Linked DNA regions of Homo sapiens: region 2 is linked to region 1. A link is a contact called in ENCODE Hi-C or POLR2A ChIA-PET data. All regions are on one chromosome and are shown on one strand. Each heading gives the region's core, a stretch centred on a gene start or an enhancer-like site at or near the end of the contact. The rest is flanking DNA. Distances are from core to core; before and after follow the strand shown.

Region 1 (5,897 bases), core at 1,998-4,497:
GTATGAGGTATTTGTTAGCTCTGCTCCATTTTCCTCTTAACATTCAGGAAACTCAAATAGGGACAAAGTAACTACAGGTCACCCACAGATCCAGTGATATGTATTCCTGACTGTATCCAGGCAACTGGGGCTCTACTTTTTTCTAAGAAGACATGTTAGTTCTCTGCCAACAATGTCAGATTTCTCTCACAGACAAAGCAGACCCAGGGGCACTGAGCCTCCCTTTTTACTTCCCCTTTTCCCCCAGGTGCGAGTATGATGTCCTGAAGACAGGAGGGGATGTGGGTTGCAGGGAGTCAAGGAATCAGGGAGGCAGCTTGCAGATCAGAGTGGGGCAGATGGCCTACATGAATTCTCATTCTGGAAGGGCTGGAAAAGAAACAGCCAGGTTGGCTGGGCATGGTGGCTCACACCTGTAATTCCAGCACTTTGGGAGGTAGAGGTGGGTAGATCACTTGAGGCCAGGAGTTCGAGACCAGCCTGGCCAACATGGTGAAACCCCATCTCTACTAAAAACACAAAAATTAGCCAGGCGTGATAGTGTGCACCTGTAATTCCAACTACTTGGGAGACTGAGACACAAGAATCGCTTGAACCCTGGAGGTGGAGGTGGAGGTTGCAGTGAGCCAAGATGGTGCCACTGTACTCCAGCCCGGGTGACTGAGTGAGACTCTGTCTCAACAACAGAAAAAGAAAGAAACAGCCAGGTGTCTATTTTTTCATAGTTTCAATTAATTTTTTGATTAGAAAAATATTTTATAAATATAGAAACTTAATTGGTATGTGGATGAAGCAATTCTCTTTATAAAAGGCTCAGAATAGCCAATTAACTCCATTTTCATGAAGTATATGTCGTGTTAACTTTTGAGTTGACAATTATCAAAAAGGTTTCATCAAGTGAAACTTGACATCAAGTTATGTGTCAAAAGTAGGCATAGAATTCTTGGCATACTGAAAAAGTATGGACAGGCAAGTGAAATGGAATTATGTGAAATATTACTTGGATTTTTCTAACATGTTACACAGCTATTCAGTAATTAAAATGTTTCTGAAAAATAAAAATATAAAAGCTGCACAAATATTTAGTAACAAAAGTTGAAAAGTACAAATTGTTTTTTAAAACGAAATAACTTCAGTGAAATTTTACTACACACCTATCAGAATGGTTAAAATTTAAAATAGTGACCATATCAATTGCTGATAAGGATGTAGAAAAACTGAATCTCTCATACATTGCTGGTGGGTATAGCCACTCTAGAGAACATTTTGGAAGTTTCTTATAAAACTAAACATGCAATTACCACAAAACCCAGCAATTTCACTCTTGGGTACTTATCCCAGAAACATAAAAACATATTTTATGTTCACACAAAACCCTATATACAAATGTCCACAGCAGCATTATTTATAATAGGCCCTGGAAACAACCCAGATGTCTCAGTGGGCAAATGGTTAAACAAACTGTGGTGCATCTAGACCTTGGACTACTACCCAGCAATAAAAAGGGAGCAAACCATGGATACACACAAAACTTGGATGGATTTCAAGTGAAAAAGCCAATCCCAAAGAATTACGTATGTTATGATTTTATTTATATAACGTTCTTGAAACCATAAAATTAGTGTGAGAGAGTATAGTTTAGTGATTGGCAGGGGTTAGGGCCAGGGGGTGGAGGATGGAAGGAGAGGGAAATAGATTATGTTACAAAAAGGCAACATAAGAGATGGTGATTGATATACAAACCTCCACATGTGATAAAATGGCATAGAATTAAATACACGTGCACGTGCACACACACACACACACACACACACACAGAGTAAATGTAAGACAGGAGGGAAATCTGATCAAGATCTATGGATTGTACCATCAATTTCCTAGTTGTAATATTGCACATACTAGAGTTTTGTAAGATGTTACCATTGGAAGGAAACTGTGGATAAAAGACACATTGTATCTCTCTGTATTATTTCTTACAACCCGATGTGAATCTATAATTACCTCTATTTAATTAAATTGTAAAAAGTTAAATGGAATCTAACTAATATTCTCATGATATAGTTGTTAACCCTGTACAGAAAAAGAACCCAAGTATGAAGCCAAAGAAAGAGCAGTGGTGAAGCCTGAAAAAAGCTCAAAGCGCGGGACAAAGGCAGAGCTGGAGCTGTTCCTGCACCTGTGGGTGTATGGGGAGCAGGGGAGAGAAGGTATCAGCACAGGTCATTTTTAGGGTGCCAGGGCAGGGTTGAGGAGGGAGTTCTTAGCAGTAGAAACCCACTGTGTGCTAACAGCAGTGAGGAGAGTCCTAGCAGCAAGGGTGGGAACAGATAGGCAGCTTCCAATGGGTGCCCAAGGTCCAAGCATGAGTTTTTTTTTAACTCTAGAAACCCAAACATACACTATTTGATAAAACTAAAATTACTTTAGCTGCTGGAAGCAAATCTGTGTTTTTTGTGATCGATTCAAACCACAGATAGAGCAGGGGATTGTCTTTCGGTAGGTGTGAATGGGGCTGTATTAGTCACCAGAGTTTCAAGTGTGCTTCTGTTTAGTTATCAAACTGCAATTCCATTGATACCCCGTCTTGAGTGTCTCCTCTGTGAGTAACATGAAAAGGACCTCTGGTTAAATAGAAAACTTGTCTTGAATTTGGAATTACAACATGCCCTTACTTATTCAGGACTCAATTAACTGAGCTTCAGGATAATCCAAGGTGAAGAAAAACAAGAGCTGACAAAGAAAAGAAATGGGTGAGTCAAGACAGGCACTGGGGTCTCTTCCCACAGACCTTGGGTGGGTTCAATGGAACCTTGAGGCCTGGGTTTAACTGGGCCTAACCCCACCCCAGGGATGTATGGGGGTTAAAGGGATTAATACTAACCTACTGACTGGTTGGAAGGGCCTGGGAGTCTGGGAAATTAGTGGGAAAAACAAAACAGAAGGTACTTAGAGTCCCAATCAAGACAGCAACTTTTAATACTGATTTCTTAATGGCAATTCACAGCCTTGACCTAACCAGTTCCTTAATCCTGCTCCAGTATACAAGCAAGTTCTACAGTGTTTGTTCCTTAATAGCTCTTTCTGATTATCTAGCATTTTGATTCATTTGCTGACCTTCAGATATTTATTGTTGTCCTGGTTGTTTAAAGGGCACTTTATTTAGGTATCTTAATTGGCCTCTTCCAGGTGTTTTCAGCTTAAACATTCAGGTCTATTTTTTGTCACTCCTCCTGGTGGCCCACCAGGGTAAGATAGATTTGGGGCAACTAAGGGGGAAAGGATAAGCTCTGGGGCCAGACAGATCTGCACTAGCCAGCTACATGACCTCAGAGTTCTTTAACTTCTCTGAACCCCAGTTTCCTATTCTGTAAGGCAAAGTGATTTAGGGTCAGGTTGCCTGATTTTTATTTATTTACTTATTTATTTAGAGACAGAGTCTCCCTCTGTCACCAGGCTGCAGTGCAGTGGCATGATCTCAGCTCACTGCAACCTCTGCCTCCCAGGTTCAAGCAATTCTCCTGCCTCAGCCTCCAGAGTAGCTGGGACTACAGGTGCGCGCCACCATGCCCAGCTAATTTTTTGTATTTTTAGTAGAAACGGGGTTTCACCATGCTGGCCAGGATGGTCTCAATTTCCTGACCTCGTGATCCACCTGTCTCGGCCTCCCAACGTACTGGATTACAGGTGTGAGCCACTACAGCCGTTCAGGCTGCCTGATTTTAATCCTAGCACCACTACCTATTGCTTGGATGTCCTTGGGTAAATTACCGAACTTCTCTAAACCTCAGTTTCTTCACCTGTAAAATGAAGGCGGCAGAGATAGCTAGTTTCCCTCATTCCTTGGTTAAAAAAAAAACCCTTCATTTTTAGTTGTACACATGGTCTCCTAAATAAAGGCCACATTTTTCAACCTTTCTGAAAAACAGAAAGACAACACCAAGGCAGAGTTGCTGACTGCCTGGCTTAGTGTTGAAGGCACGCCCCGACACTCACACGAAGCCCTTGGCAAAGACTGGGAGACTTACTGGCTCCAGTTGTTTAAGAAAAATCTCTGTTCATCATCAGCTGACCATTAAACTAACTGAGCAGGGACTTCAGTGGCCTCACCTGACAAAGAAAACAGAGTTCAGAAGAGTCAATAAACAAACGAACTAAAACAACAGCACCATCAAAACAAACCTGGGGAGGGTGGAGAATCTGATTTCCAGAGTTGCCACATTATATTATTTAAAATGTCTAGTTTGGGCCAGGCGTGATGGCTCATGCCTGTAATCCTAGCACTTTGGGAGGCAGAGGCTCACTGCAGCCTCTGTGTTTTGGGTTCAAGCAATTCTTGTGCCTCAGCTTCTGAGCAGATGGGATTATAAGCGCCCGCCACCGTGCCCAGCTAATTTTTGTATGTTTAGTAGAGACAGGGTTTCACCATGTTGGCCAGGCTGGTCTCACTCCTGACCTCAGGTGATCCTCCTGCCTTGGCCTCCCAAAGTGCTGGGGATTACAGGCATGAGCCACTGTGCCTGGCCCAGTTATTTTAAATATATTCAAATATATATTTGAAAACCATGTCTAAAAAAACTGAAGGAAACCATCTCTAAAGAACTTGGCCAGGTGCAATGGCTCACGCCTGTAATCCCAGCACTTTCAGAGGCTGAGGCGGGTGGATTACTTGAGGTCAGGAGTTCAAGACCAGCCTGGCCAACATGGTGAAACCCCGTCTCTACTAAAAATACAAAAATTGGCCAATCACGGTGGCTCGCACCTGTAATCCCAGTACTTTGGGAGGCTGAGGTGGGTGGATCACAAGGTCAGGAGTTCGAGACCAGCCTGGCCAATATGGTGAAACCCCATCTCTACTAAAAACACAAAAATTAGCTGGGCATGGTGGCAGGTGCCTGTAGTCCCAGCTACTCGGGAGGCTGAGGCAGAAGAATTGCTTGAACCCGGAGGTGAAGTTTTCAGTGAGCCGAGATCACACCATTGCACTCCAGCCTGGGCAACAAAGTAAGACTCCGCCTCAAAAAAAAAAAAAATATATATATATATATGTGTGTATATATATAAAAAATATATACAATATGATATAATATATACACATATATACATATATTATATATTGGCTAATTATATTATTAACATACTATATAAATATAATATATAAATAATTATATTAATATAATTTATATATTATATATATAGCCAGGTGCAGTGGTACATGCCTGTAGTCCCAGCTACTTGAGAGGCTGAGGCAGGAGAATCGCTTGAACCCAGGAGGTGGAGGTTGCAGTGAGTTGAGACTGCACTCCAACCTGGGCAACAGAGTGAGACCCCATCTCAAAAAAAAAAAAAGAACTAAAGCAGAGTGTGAGAATTATGTCTCAGCTGGGTATGGTGGCTCACATCTGTAATACCAGCACTTTGGGAGCTGGAGGTGGGAGGATTGCCAGCTCAGGAGTTTGAGACCAGCCTGGGCAACATGGCAAGACTACATCTCTATTACAAAAGAAAAAAAATAAAAATAAAGAGAAATGTCGCACCAGATAGAAAATATTAATAAAGAGATATAATTTGGCCGGGCACAGTGGCTCATGCCTGTAATCCCAGCACTTTGGGAGGCCAAGGCAGGCGGATCACAAGGTCAAGAGTTCGAGACCAGCCTTACCAACATGGTGAGACCCCGTCTCTACTAAAAAAATACAAAAATTTCCAGGTATGGTAGCACGCACCTGTAATCCCAGCTACTCGGGAGATTGAGGCAGGAGAATGCTTGAACCCGGGAGTTGGAGGTTGCAGTGAGCCAAGATCACACCACTGCACTCCAGCCTGGGTGACAGAGCGAGACTCCATCTCAAAAAAAAAAAAAAAAGGAGAGAGATATAATTTATTTTTAAAAATCAAAT
Region 2 (6,306 bases), core at 699-3,198, 110 kb before region 1:
TGACTTAAAGACGGGCTGAGACAATTTAAGGGGGAATTCCTGCTTATAAAAAGGTGAGAAAAATTTGAGACATTCAAGAGTAAATATTGTTTGTTGATGGAACAAAAGAACTGTGAAATCCCCTTTCCCTAAAACCAAAGCTATGATGGCAGATGGAATGAGTAACTAGGTAAGGAGGATGAATAACTAGGTAGGAGGATGAATGAAATTGAGATGAGTAGATGTGAAGTTCAGTCCTGTCAAAAAGCACTTGAGGCCAGGTGTGGTGTCTCATACCTGTAATCCCAGCACTTTGGGAGGCTAAGGTGGGCAGATCACTTGAGCTCAGGAGTTTGAGACTAGCCTAGGCAACATGCCAAAACCCTGTCTCTACTAAAAAAAAAAAAAAAAAAAAAAAAAAATTAGCCAGATGTAGTGGCATGTGCCTGTAGTCCCAGCTACTCAGGAGGTTGAGACAGGAGAATCGCTTAAGTGTGGGAGACGGAGGCTGCAGTGAGCCAAGATCGTGCCACTGCACTCCAGCCTGGGTGACAGGAGTGAAACCCTATCTCAAATAAAAAAATAAAAAGTGAAAAATTAAAAAGAAAAAAGCACCTTGAACCAGATCACAGATGCAGGAATGAGCAGAAAACTTAGGAGAGGCAACAACACTCACACAGATGGCCAAGGCCCCTCTGGCCTGTGAAAATACTGGTTTGACTGAATGTTATTTGGGATCTTTCCTTTACACATGAATAATTAAATGTATCCCATGTATGTTCTGAGCTAAAGCAGAAAGAACAGAAAAACACTTAACCTTTTCAAAATTATTTCACAGCTGAACTTGTTCCAATTGACTCCTGATATGTTAATGAAATAGTAGTGGTTGTCATTTAATGTTTCTAGTGTGATCAGAATCAGAAGCAAACGAAATATTCTGAATTTTCTCTTTCATAGACTGTAAGAGTAATAGAAATGAGATTATGTCTTGTCCAGGCCTAGTAAATAAGTAAATCTTAAATAAATGAATAAATACCATTCATTAGGGTTTGCCTCTGTTTCACATTCAATACATCTACCTAGCATTCAACACATCTGATTTAATGAAAACTTCAGAAAACCCTGTGAAGTTATTATTACCTCTATTTCACAGATGAGAAATGAGGCCTGGAAAAGTCAAATAACTTGTTCAAAATCACACAGCTAATAAGTGGTGGAACCAGGCCGGGCGCGGTGGCTCATGCCTGTAATCCCAGCAGTTTGGGAGGCTGGGGCTGGTGGATCACCTGAGGTCAGGAGTTCAAGACCAGCCTGGCCAACATGGTGAACCCCGTCTCTGCTAAAAATACAAAAATTAGCCAGGTGTGGCAGTGGGTGCCTGCAATTCCAGCTACTCAGGAGGCTGAGGCAGGAGAATCGCTTGAACCTGGGAGGCGGGTGTTGCAGTGAGCTGAGATCACACCATTGCAATACAGCCTGGATGACAGAGTGAAGCTGCGTTTCAAAAAAAAAAAAAAGTACTGGAACCAGAATTGGGACCCAATTCTATCTGACTAAATCCATATCCTTTCCACATCCCCCTGTCTTTATGTATGTGAATGTATAGACAGAGCATGTTCATGACTCTACATGGTCAAATATCATGCATGTGTACAGAGCAATCTCAAAATAGAAGTTTTTAGTTCTTTCTAAAAACAAATTTATCCAGGGGAGAAGATCATCATAAAGACATAAACATGCCTACTGGATTTTCAGAGGCTCCTATAAGTTCTTTAATACTTAGATATCTGGACTGCAAAATAGTCTTATTTTTTTCCTTTTGTTGTGGATTTATTTTTCAAGGAGTTGTATAGCAATGACACATTGGATTGTTATTTCTGAGGCTTGTTTTGAAATATGTATTGAAACCTATGAACTCTGCAGTTCCTGTGGTCACACATTTTTTCTTAATGACTGTTAAATGATGTGTTTTTTTTCAAAAGCTCTAAGAGAGCATGACCTTTACCCAACAGGTTTCAATTTTCAAAAAATATTTCCTTACTTTTACACTAAGCTAGATATTTATTTTCATTTCCCTAGTTTCCCATTCACTTTAGCAGATCTTCATGTGCTCAGCCTCTATGCCAAGGCCTGTGAGGGCTTCAAAAGGAGGACACATGGGTTGGTTAAGTTTTCCAGTATCAGCTCTTCAGAGAGCCTGGCCTTCACCACCCAAGCAGACACCCTCCCCCATGCCCACCCTCATCATTCTCTGAATAAGGTACGCTTTTCATCTCTTCATTTCTTCTCACAATCTGTAATTGTTTCATTTATCTACTTGTTTATTAACTGTTGTCCCCACATAAATTTTGCTTTTTTTTTTTTTTTTTTTTTTTTTTTGATGCAGAGTCTCGCTCTGTTGCCCAGGCTGGTGTGCAGTGGTGTGATCTTGGCTTCCTGCAACCTCTGTCTCCCAGGTTCAAGCAGTTCTCCAGCCTCGGCCTCCTGAGTAGCTGGAATTACAGGCATGTGCAACCACATTCAGCTAATTTTTTGTATTTTTAGTAGAGATAGGGTTTCGCCATGTTGGCCAGGCTAGTTTCAAGCTCCCAGCCTCAGGTGATCTACTCTCCTCAGCCTCCCAAAGTGTTGGGATTACAGGCATGAGCCATCACGCCTGGCCGACATGACACAAGTTCTGAGAGGGCAGAGATCTCATCTGTCTTCCTCACTGCTGTGTCCCCCAGCAACTTAGCATAGTACTTGGCACAGAAAGCTCTGAATAAAAATTGCTGACTGACTGAATGAGTAAATGGATGTCTCCAGAACCTAGCAATGCCTACCACATGGTAGGCGCTCCATGAACCTTTTCTCATAATGAATGAAGTCATCAAGAAAGGAGACAGGATTTGACCTGTGATGTGAGGATGTGAGGTAATGATCGTGAAGTTCAGTCCACTCAAAAAGCACCTGAGGCCAGGTGCGGTGGCCTATAGAGGGGCATTCAACCTTTTGTCTGTACAGAACAGGCATTTTTTTTTTTCTGGCAAATGCTCCTTAAAACCATGTGGGGGCTACTAATCATGAAGTACTTCAGAGGTATGGCACATGCTCAAGTTGAGTTAATCAGTGTTCTTCTTTCTTCTGGGCACATTGACTGGTCTCTAGATAGGCACAAAGTCCCGCCCAGGTCATTCAGTGTCTTTTTACCACTCATTTTCAGACTCAAGCGGAAGAAAGATATTCCTTTTTTCTCTAGTCAGAGAGCTGCAAGGATGTGTGCCCAAGGCAGCTATGTCTTCAAAGCTGGTCTGAGAGGATGATGCCAACAGGCAGAAATTCAAAGGCAGGGGATGGTAAGCAAGCCCCAATGGCCAAGGGCCAGAGGACTTTTTCAAGGCTTAACTGTTCAGCTTCAAATCTGTGAGTGAATCTTGTGTCTTATCATAAATAACCTCCCTAAAAAACAAAAACTTAAGTGATTAGGTTGAATCTGAGAATCCCAAGTAATACAAATATGGGTAGGTGAACAGGAGTAGGGATGAGCTTTTGGATAAAAGCACGAAGGTTAGATTAAATATGATTTTTAGGAAAGTTCATAATGAAACGCTTAAATGATAGGTGTTTATGACCTTCAGCCAATGTATATTACTGCTATCTCTAGTATGACCCTCATTTATACAGTTAGCTTTTTCCATTAAAATAGGAAATGGAATGTGATGACATGAGGAAATACTTAGGATATAAAACTAAGTGGAAAAAGATAAATATGAATACAGATACAGCTAGAGTACAACTATATAGAGGACAATGATGCAGTGAAATTGCACAGACTTAGAGTCATGGATTTTGATTTGAATCCAGTTTCAATTTCCTAGGGTGTGAACTTGAGCATATTAATATCTTTGAGCTTTTGTTTTTCTCATCTGTAAATCAGGGATAATATCTTTGAGGGGTTTTGAGAGATAAAATGAAATATAGTATGTAAAATCCCTAGCGCAGTGCCTGGCATTGAATAGATGTTAGTGTTCCATCCTGTTACAAAATAGTAAAACTTGCTGCCTAGAAAACTAGAAGAAAAAAGTCTAAATGTTAACAGTACTTGTGTTTGGATTCCTCCAACAAACGTTTATTCAAGACCAACAATGTACAGGCACTAAGGATAAAACAGTGAACAAAGTGGACAAAGTCCTTGACCTCATGGAGCCTAAATTCTGGGTAGGAATATAGACAATGAACAAAGACATAAATTAAACAGTGATTCACACATCCTGAAGTGCTAAAGATCAGAAGAACCCAGCATTTGTGTATGTGGAAGTGGTAGTGCAACAAGTTTAAACCACGTGTCCTGAAAAGCCTCACTGAGAAAGTGATATTTGAGCAAAGACTTGAAGATGAAGGATGGTAGCACTATGGATACTTTTTCCTTTTTTCTTATATCTACTTCTCTGATTTTTAAAATGAGCATTTACATTTTATTGTTTTTAATTTTTTATTTTGAAAAATGGTTTAACTTTTCTAGCCTTATTAAGGTATAATCAAAAAATAAAAATTGTATACCTCTAACATGTACAATGTGATGATTTTATCCATATAATAAAGATTTGATTATATGTATGTTTTATATGTATACACACACAGTGAAATGATTACCACAATCAAGCTGATTAACATATCCATTACCTCACATTGTCACCTGTGGTGAGAACACTTAAGATCTATGCACACAGCAAATTTCAAGTACACAATAGGTCGGGTGTGGTGGTTCATGCCTGTAATCCCAGCACTTTGGGAGGTTGAGGTGGGAGGATCACTTGAGGTCAGGAGTTTGAGACCAGACTGGCCAACATGGTGAAACCCCATTTACTAAAAATACAAAAATTAGCTGAGTGTGGTGGAGCATGCCTGTAGTCCCAGGTACTCAGGAGGCTGAGGTGGCAGAATCACTTGAGTCTGGGAGGCAGAGGTTACAGTGAGCTGAGTTTGCGCCACTGCACTCCAGCCTGGGTTACAGAGCAAGACTCAGTCTCAAAAAAAAAAAAAAAAAAGTATGCAATAGTCACCATGATGTATGTAAATTCCCAGAATTTATTAATCTTAGAACTGAAAGTCTGTACCTTCAGTTAACATCTCCCTCCACAACCCTTCCCCCTCGCCTCAGCCCCTGGCAACCACCATTCTACTCTCTGCTTCTATGAGTTTGACTAGTATAGATTCCACATATAAGTGAGATAATATAGTATTTGTCTTTCTATATCTAGCTTAATTCACTTAGCATAATCTCCTCCAGGTTCAAGCCTGTTATCACAAATCGTGGGATCTTCTTCCTTTTTCATGGCTGAATGATATTCCAATATGTGTGTGTGTGTGTCTGTGTGTGTGTATGTGCACGTGTGTGTGTATGTGCGTGTGTATAACATTTTCTTTATCCATTCATCTGTGGACAGACACTTGTATTATTTCCATATCTTGGCTACTGTGAATACTGCTCAATGAGAATGGGAGTGCAGATACAGGTTGAATATACCTTATCTGAAATGTTTGGGGCCAGAAGTGTTTTGGATTTCAGATTTTGAAATATTTCCAGATTATGAGATATCTTAGGGATGGGAGCCAAGTCTAAACACAAAGTTCATTTATGTTTCATATATACATTATACACATAGCCTGAAGGTAATTTTATACAATATTTTAAATAATTTTGTGCACAAAACAAAATTTGTGTACACTGAACCATCAGAAAGCACAAGTATCACTATCTCAGCCACCCAAGTGGACAATCTGTGGTTGTTTGGCATCATCATCATTCCTGACTCTGAATTTATATGCTACCAATAAGCAACCATTTTCTCAGACTTATTCACACATTAGTACTTACAATAAAAAATGTGAAATATCATTAATACAGTGAAAAAATAATGTGTTCAGGGAAACTAAGCAGCACAGTGGCATCGCCAGAATACCTGTATCAGCTGTGAAACAATGGTAACGACAAAGGAAGCAAATGTTTTTGCTTCTCTGTCTACAATGCTGCGTTTCAATTAAAAAGTTACAACTTTACACTGTATTTCTTTTTCTTTTTCTTTCTTTCTTTTTTTTTTTGAGACAGAGTTTCGCTATTGTTGCCCAGGCTGGAGGGCAACGGCGCGATCTCAGCTCACCACAACCTCCGCCTCCCGGGTTCAAGCGATTCTCCTGCCTCAGCCTCCCAAGTAGCTGGGATTACAGGTGTGCCACCACGCCCAGCTAATTTTGTATTTTTAGTAGAGACGGGGTTTCTCCATGTTGGTCAGGTCTCAAACTCCCGACCTCAGGTGATCCACCCACCTTGGCCTCCCAAAGTGCTGG

What was found. A loop is a pair of places that touch in the nucleus more often than their neighbours do. ChIA-PET counts read pairs that join two places held with the same protein, here RNA polymerase II (POLR2A). Pooled maps may share reads with other maps.
Region 2: a loop to region 1 is called in a pooled map, with 2.0 times the contacts of the local background. The contact joins two enhancer-like sites. A Hi-C loop is called at or near these places in 2 of 37 single-sample maps with no recorded cell type and 3 of 50 pooled maps. POLR2A ChIA-PET finds 5 or more read pairs at or near these places in 3 of 52 experiments (AG04450, GM10248 and activated B cell).

Annotation. Positions count from the first base shown.
Region 1 is chr1:178,570,146-178,576,042 of GRCh38, reverse strand. LOC105371632 (a long non-coding RNA gene) reads left to right here. Exons shown (of 4, transcript XR_922315.3): 1 at 1-2,750. Among named protein-coding and RNA genes, the nearest start is that of C1orf220, 30 kb to the right of the region's middle. Within about 2 kb of position 3,247, at least 2 of the 41 ENCODE cell types and tissues checked have a DNase peak (open chromatin) inside an H3K27ac peak, as active enhancers do.
Region 2 is chr1:178,680,498-178,686,803 of GRCh38, reverse strand. No RefSeq gene overlaps it. Among named protein-coding and RNA genes, the nearest start is that of MIR4424, 5.9 kb to the right of the region's middle. RefSeq lists enhancers at 1,634-2,833, 4,383-4,943. Within about 2 kb of position 1,948, at least 5 of the 41 ENCODE cell types and tissues checked have a DNase peak (open chromatin) inside an H3K27ac peak, as active enhancers do.